2 separate regions of the Homo sapiens genome follow, and region 1 is linked to region 2. Evidence: read pairs that join two places in POLR2A ChIA-PET (ENCODE). Cell type or tissue: MCF 10A. All regions are shown on one strand.

Region 1 (4,000 bases), 290 kb before region 2:
CCAGCTACTTGGGAGGCTGAGGCAGGAGAATCGCCTGAACCCAGGAGGCGAAGGTTGCAGTGAGCGAAGATTGAGCCAGTGTTGGAGGAGGGGCCGGGTGGAAGGTGATTGAATCATGGAGGCAGACTTCCCCCTTCCTGTTCTCATGATAGAGTTCTCACAGAGCTGGTTGTTGTAAAATGTGCAGTACCTTCCCCTTTGCTCTCTCTTCCTCCTCCTCCAGCCACGTAGGACTGGCTGGCTTCCCTTTGTGCACACGATGCAGTCTCACTCAAGCCTCTCAAAGAGTCCATGGCTTTCGTATTATGCCCATTTCAGAGATGAGTGGACCAAAGCTCAGCGAGATTAGATGATGTGCGTAAGGCTGCAGGGCTGGAAAACAGTGTCATCAGGTCTGTGACCTGGGTCTGCCTCCTGAAGCCTGAGGTCACCCTCCATTCAGCCACATGACAGGTCAGTGGACCTGTGGAGAGTGAGTGTTGGGTGGGTACGAGTGCCATCACTCCTCTCCCATGGGTCCCTACTTGGTGCCAGGTGTGTGGGCAGTATTTGTATTTTTACAATGATTCTTTAATACACGAAAAGCACAATCATCATCATCATCATCCTCCCTCCATATTGTGCACAGGCTCAAGACACCAAGGTTCTCAGAAATCTTTGTTTTGGGTAACAAAAATACTTTTCCTAATGTGAAGCTATTGTTAAACCATGTCTCATCATCATCTGTTAGCCCCAACATCAAAAACGACAACAAAAATAACAGCAAAGCCTCACAATAGATACACAGCACTCTCAGGACTCGCAAGAAAAAAATGTGATGAAAAACTAGGCTGAGACCGTAACACGAGGTCTGGTGATCTCTGTGTAGAGTCTTCATTACAGTGTCCCTTAAAATAGCCGGGCTTGAGCCCTTAGTAGGTTTTGAAATCAATTTAGTGAATCTTAGCCCGTATTAAAAAAATAGACTTTTGAATTAGTCTACATTTTAAGAGTAAGTAGTGTTTTATAAGGCTTCTGTTTCAGTCCTGTAGGTGTATGTGTGTGTATGTGCGTGCATGTGCACGTGTGTGCGTTGGGTGTACACTTCTTGCTGTGGTTATTTATCAGAAAGGCTTAAAGGCCCTGCTGTTGCGAGCATTCATGAATGCCTCTGAGGAGTTAATGAAAAGGTAGCTGGGAATGTTCCCTGATCTTGTGCACCCACAGGGACCACGAATGCCTGCACGTGCGGGATTTATAATCAGGGCCAGTGCTTCACAGGGCTAGAATTAGATATTGAGTCAAATCATGAATGCATGCCACTTTAAAGCAGATGACACCTGGGTATAATTTGGAAGATGAACAGTCAGCTAGGGAGTTGGGCTAGATAGAGCCATTCAGACCAAGTAATTGCAAGAGTGATAAGAGAGTAGGGAATGGCAGGCCCTTAGAACTACTGTGGCCTAACTGCTACCTCACTGTCTTTAGGTACATTGGGAAATAATTTCTCCTACTTCTTATGGACAGTAATTATTTATTACTCCTTTTAAGAATAATTTGAGACACACACATATATATATATTGTTTATATATGTGTGTAAATACATATATGTGTAAATATATATATTTATCTTATGTATCTTAAAAGGAGTAATAATGATAAATAATTATATGTATTTAATTATAAATAATTATCTATAATTAAATAAGTAAATATAATTATAAATAATTGCAATAAATATAATAAACACAATTATATAATATTAATATATTAATAATACTAATAATATATAAGTATATATAATAATTATAATCAATAAATATAATAAATAATAATTATTATTCCTTTTAAAATAGATAAATATATGTATAGATATACATATATAGATATACATCTATATATATATACTTATCTCCAAAATATTAATAAATAGCAGCAGCAGCAATTCCCATGGTTATTGTCTACTGGCTGTCAGGCACCCTATTAGGGGCTCTCCTGCATTATCTTTCATCTTCTCAAACATCTTACAAGGTTGTTCTTGTGGAAGTTTTACACATCAAAGGACAGCGGGTATTGGTTTTGGGGAGTTAAAGGGAAAGATAAGCGGGTGGTCCAAGCACAAGGCTCGTGGGATTCCATGAACTTGGTGACTTGAACCCTCTGTAGCTCTGCAGGTTCAGACACCCACTTTTGTCAACAAGCTGAGAGCTGGTATCTCGGATACGGGTCATGTCATCCAGTGGAGGTGTGGACAACCAGAATGCCTCCTGATTAACCTATGATGACAATAACTGTGACACAGCCTGGACCACTGGAGCCAACCTGACCAGCCCATGTGAACTCATAACCCAGTTAGAATTTTGCCTGGTGAATGTTGATGTAGAAAGGGGGATGGGAGGTGACTATAAAGGTTTAATGTTATCTAGTAAGAATGGCTTGAAGTGAGGCTTACCAATCTTTACCTTTTACCTACATAGTTTCTTGATGAGAAGGAGACCAGACCCAGGGAACTTTCTGGAGATGAGTGTGGTAGGCTGTGCCCCCCAAGCTCCAGCGCTCAGAGCTAGAGACTTCAACTTGGGGTTGAGCCAAAGTACTGGCCTTTGATACCTCACCTAGACTGAAGAGAGGGCAGGGCCAACGTGACTTGCCTGCCTGGATGCACTGTGAGAAGCTGGAGCAGAAGGAAAGCAAAAGGAAGCCAGCTGAGGAGCTGGGGTGCAAGGGCCCTGAGACTGGGCAGGCCAATCAAAGAAGGCAAAAAAGTGTGCCATGCACAAGCAGTGCCCCAACTCCATAATCAACCCCTTCTGACATGTGAGGCCACATGGGTGATATGCTGTCTTGAGTCAGATTAGCTACTCTTATCCTGGGGAGAGAAGAATGAAAGGAGGGAAAGCGAGAGAGTACGTGTCCATCCAAGTGTTCCCTAAAATGGTCTGCAAGTCAGATGGGGAGAAGTTCCCTCATCTATGAGCCTGAGATGGGAATATGGGAAAAAGAATAACAGCGTCTACAAAAACGGCAGGCACTGCTCTTGGCCAGGATACTGGATATCTTTGACGAAGATGCATTTTTTTCTTCTGAGCTGTTCTTAGATGGACCCTGTCAGCCTGCTCTGGAACCCCAAAAAGGCAGGAGTAGAATTTGTTCATGCCCTTAGCACAGTGCTTAGCAGACTCTCAATATATATACAGAATACATGCATTTACTTCTCTCTCCTTTTTCTTCTTTCATGGAATCAAACTCTACCTTAAATTGACTATTATTCCTTTAGCTGTGTTATTATCCTCAATCAGATTGTTCAACATGTTCAACAAGTCAGAATGTTCAACATGATGACTTTGCACATCTCTGCTCCATACAATATGTATTGATCTTGTTGTTTAGCTCTTGGAGGACCATCTCATTTTCCCTCTTATACCAAGTTCTTTAGAAGTGCATTTCCCTGTAGCTGTCAAGAGCTTACTCTCTCATTCCCATTCCACAGTCATTTATGAGCGGAGCCAACGTTAAGATCCAAGGTCACGGGAAGAAAATGTTATTGGATAGACTGAACAACCCCTGTTAGACGTTAGCGTTTCACAGAACTCATCAGAGAAACCCAAGTTTTCACCAAACACTGCATTGATTTCCGCCTCCCACAGCAATTGGTTATTTTGCCCAAGAGAGGAAACTGTTTCCATTTCACACATGGTAAAGGACACCTCCTGATAATTTCCCTTTGGGGCCAGGAATTTAATCTTACTACTGGGTTAATGCTTTTACTTGGGTGGCTTTTTAACCTCAATAAGTGAGCTGTACTTCCTCCCACCATCACTTTCATAATTGCTGTGAAAAGAGGCCCTCGTGTGGGTTGCTGCAGAGACAGCCTGGGGAAAGCCGGTGAAGTTAAATGCGCTGCTTGAAAGCAGAGACACCCACTTCTAGCCCCTCCAGCCCGAGCAAGCCGTTAGATTTGGACCCTAGCAGGGACAAGGTCAATTTCTCTTTGCTTTTTTTCTTCCATTTCCTGTTCTT
Region 2 (4,000 bases):
GCTGGGTGTGGTGGCACACGCCTGTGATCCCAGCTATTCAGGAAGCTGAGGCAGGTGAACTGCTTGAATCCGGGAGGCGGAGGTTGCAGTGAGTCGAGATCACGCCACTGTCCTCCAGTCTGGGTGACAGAGCAAGACTCCATTTCAAAAAAAAAAAAAAAAGAAAAAAGAAAAGAAAAGCCCCAAAACAGGGATTTGGAAGAGAAATTCTAACAAGCTCTGTAATTGAAGCAAAAGAACACAGCTGATGTTACACAGAAGTTTTTCTGGGGGAGACAGAACACAAGAAGATGATGGAGCAGAATGCTGGGTAGGACGTCCAGAGCGCTCACAGCACACTGTGAGTGAGAAGCTAGCCTTTGCTAAGAGAGATGCCCTGGAGCCCAAGGAAGGAGATTCCATAGGGCATGGCCTTAATTATTCAAGCACCAGGAAAACCTGAGGAGCAGTGGGGAGGTGTCTCAATGTTGCCGGTCCCTTTATGATCAAAAGCCAAAAGCTTTAAAGTCTATTTCAGATATCAAAATGCATCCATTTGGGAACCGTTTCCTGGGTGCTTCCCATCCATTCTCGAATTCTGCAAACAACTGGGCACTGATGAGTATAAACTTTCCAGGGGAACAGCACCATGCTGTTCAAGACACTCCCACCTTCACCAAGTAACCAAACAAAAGTGGACAGGATGGGTCATTAGGATGCATCCCTTGCAAGATGCCAAGCAGTATAGTGACAGGATGTTGGACATGCCAGCTCAGGCCCACAGATCCCGAAAACTTCCTACCCCCGAGAGCATTCCTCAGCCCAAAAGGACCCTGCTTCTTTCTTAAAGAATGATGACTCCAAGTTAGAAAATAAATATGGCACCACACACAAGGACAGCCGGAGCTGGATGATTTTGTATCTCTTAAAGACATCAAATTCTTCCCCTGGTGAAGCTATAGCCTGTAAATTACAGCCTTGTATTATATATGGCCAACACTTTCAGCTTTGTTCTCCATACAGCATTTCTCATCAGCAAGGAGGAAGCAGTCAATACCCTACTTTGAAAAACAGCACAGGTGGTTCTGGGAAACAAATAATAAAAATGCACCTCTCCCTCCCTTTAATTAAAGACATGCTATCCAATGGCACTTCTGAATAGAAAAATATTTTTAAAAAGTTATTCTCCCAGAATCTTCCAAGTACCAAGTGCCTTTACCCCTAAAAAGTTCCCTGCCATAAAACAAAGTGAATGCACCAGCTTAGGGAGCCAGGAAATGCTCCCTCAGCACCTGGCAGCAGCTGGCACCTACCTGAGGCCAGTTTACAGACAGAAAGAAAAGCTCCCTTGAAATAACGCTAAGGTTCAGACATTCTGATAAAAGCTGGGAACTTCAAAGGCAGGACTGCAGAGCCAATCCGTAATCCTCCTCGAAGTGTCTGATGTGGCTGGCTGGGCTCTGGGCTTGCCTTTACCACCTACTGCCTGAGCTTTTGCCCCGTAGGCACAAGCCAGCTGCAGAGGCAGGAGTGGAAGTTTCTTTACAGTCACTCCCTTTGCAGAGATGGGTCTAGGCTATGGTGTATGGCCATTTGTCCTTGACCAATGAAATGTTGGTTAAAAAAAACAAGAGGCCAGGCACAGTGGCCCACGCCTATAATCCTTGGGAAGCCAAGGTGGAAGAATCACTGAGGCCGTTAGCTTGAGACCAGCACAGACCCCACCTCTACAAAAAATTTAAAAATGAGCCAGGCATGATGGTACATGCCTGTAGTCCCAGCTACTTGGGAGGCCGAGGCAGGAGGATCACTTGAGCCCAGGAGTTTGAGGCTGCAGTGAGCTATGATCGTACCACTGCATTCTAGCGTGGGTGACAGAGTGAGACCTGTCTCAAAAAAATAAAATAAATATAAGAAAGCAAGAAAAGAAAACTGACAGAGATGAGTCCAATGGCTCTGGAGTCAGGACTGAATTCAATGCCAGGTTCCAAGGCTAACTCTCTCCATGAACTTGGGCAAGTCATTTCAGACTTCTGAGCTTCAGTTTCTCGGTCTAAAAATGATAACCTTGCACCAGTTTCTGGAGAGTATTAACTGAAATCGTCTATGTGAAAATGCAGAGCAAAGGTGAAAGACTTCTTCCCCACCTCCGCCTACCCTCCTTTCTTTCTACCCATCCTTTTTTCCTTCTTTAAAAAAAATTATTAGGTAGTATGTGCACAAGGTACAAGATTCAAAATACAGAAAAAGATACACCATGAAAAGTCAGCCCCGACTGTGGGAAACCACTGTTACCAGCCTCCTAGATATCCTTGCGGAGCTACTGCATAAGCAGGCATTCTATCCCTCTCTCTCACTTAAAATGTCTTAGTTGGTACATAGTGTACATTGGTACATAGGGCGTGTCCATTCTTTATTACAACTGCACAGAATTGCATCGTATGGCATTGGGCGCGGTGACTCACGCCTGTAATCCCAACACTTTGGGAGGCTGAAGGGGGGATTGCTTGAGTCCAGGAGTTCGAGACCAGCCTGGGCAATATAGTGAGACCTTGTCTCTACAAAAAATTTAAAAATTAGCTGGGTGGGTTTTCTCAGTATTTACGGGCATGCGCCTGTGTTCCCAGATACTTGGGAAGCTGAGGTGGGAGGATCGCTTAAGCCTGGGAGGTCGAGGCTGCAGCGGGCTGTGACTGCGCCATTGCACTCCAGCCTGGATGACAAGAGCAAGACCCCGTCTCAAAAAAAAAAAAAAAAAGAATTGCATTGTATGGTGGCTGGATAATTTATTTACCAGTTCTCTAGTGACGGACATTCTGGCTGTTTCCTTTCTCTTTTCCTTTTACAAGCAATGATGCAATTAACTATCTTGAAAAATGCATCATTTCACACATGTACAATTTATCTGTTAAGAGAAATTTCCAAAAGAGAAATTGCCCGTGCACTTTTAATTTTAATAACTATTGCCAGAATTTCCTCCATAAAAGTTGTACTGATTTACACCTCTATCAACAACTATGAGAGTATCTGTTCCCCACCAACACATCTCCACAGAAAACTTGTGTTTCTCTTATTGCTAGTGGGCTCTCACATTCTCATATGGTTCAGAACCTTTTCTGTGAACTGTCTGTGTTTTTAGCCTGCTTTAAAAATTTGGTTGATGGGCCAGGCGCAGTGGCTCATGCCTGTAATCCCAGCACTTTGGGAGGCTGAGGCGGGTGGATCACCTGAGGTCAAGAGTTCAAGACCAGCTTGACCAACATGGAGAAACCCCATCTCTACTAAAAGTACAAAATTAGCTGGGGTAGTGGTGCATGCCTGTAATCCCAGCTACTCAGGAGGCTGAGGCAGGAGAATCGCTTGAACCTGGAAGACAGAGGCTGCGGTGAGGCAAGATCGCGCCATTGTACTTCAGCCTGGGCAACAAGAGCAAAACTCCATCTCAAAAAAAAAAAAAAAAAAATTCAGTTGATGGTCTTTTTCTTAATGACTTGTAGGAACTCTTTAGATATTAAGGAAATGGAAATGAGCTCCATGATATATGTTGCAAAAATGCTTTCCCAATTTTGAGAACTGGGAGACTCCTTTGATTTTATGATGGATTCTGCCAAGAAGAAATTCTTTACTTGCATAGGGTCAAATATATTAATTTTTTCTCTTATGACTTCTGGGTTTTAAGTCATTCTTAGAAAGTACTTTCTCCAAGTTCATTTTTAAAAATATTTACCATCTTTAACCCAACTGAAATTTATTTTGTTTTAATGTGTTCGTTTTTTAGATGGCCATCTAGTTAAACCAGGTCATAATTTTTTAAATGCCATCTTTTTTTTTTTTTTTTTTTAAGAGATAGGGTCTCACTATGTTTCCCAGACTGGATTCAAACTCCCGGGTACAACTGATCCTCCCACCTCAGCCTCTAGTGTAGCTGGGATTACAGGAACACACCATCATGCCTGGTTCTGCCATCTTTATTTTATATTAACCCATCTTGAAGTCCCTTCTCCTTCCTCTCTTCCAACTC

The links. Peaks named below come from ENCODE experiments on the same cell type or tissue, not always from the same donor. Only the 100,000 strongest peaks of a DNase experiment are listed, where the experiment ranks them.
Region 1: POLR2A ChIA-PET joins it to region 2 with 6 read pairs; 3 of 35 experiments call an interaction of 5 or more read pairs at or near these places.

What each region holds. Positions count from the first base shown.
Region 1 is chr15:90,306,521-90,310,520 of GRCh38, reverse strand. No RefSeq gene overlaps it. Among named protein-coding and RNA genes, the nearest start is that of NGRN, 43 kb to the right of the region's middle. RefSeq lists an enhancer at 3,927-3,976. In MCF 10A, no CTCF peak of the experiment used is centred here; no DNase peak of the experiment used is centred here.
Region 2 is chr15:90,014,333-90,018,332 of GRCh38, reverse strand. The region is part of intron 1 of ZNF710 (zinc finger protein 710); the gene reads right to left. Among named protein-coding and RNA genes, the nearest start is that of MIR3174, 9.6 kb to the right of the region's middle. In MCF 10A, no CTCF peak of the experiment used is centred here; a DNase peak (open chromatin) is centred at 2,412.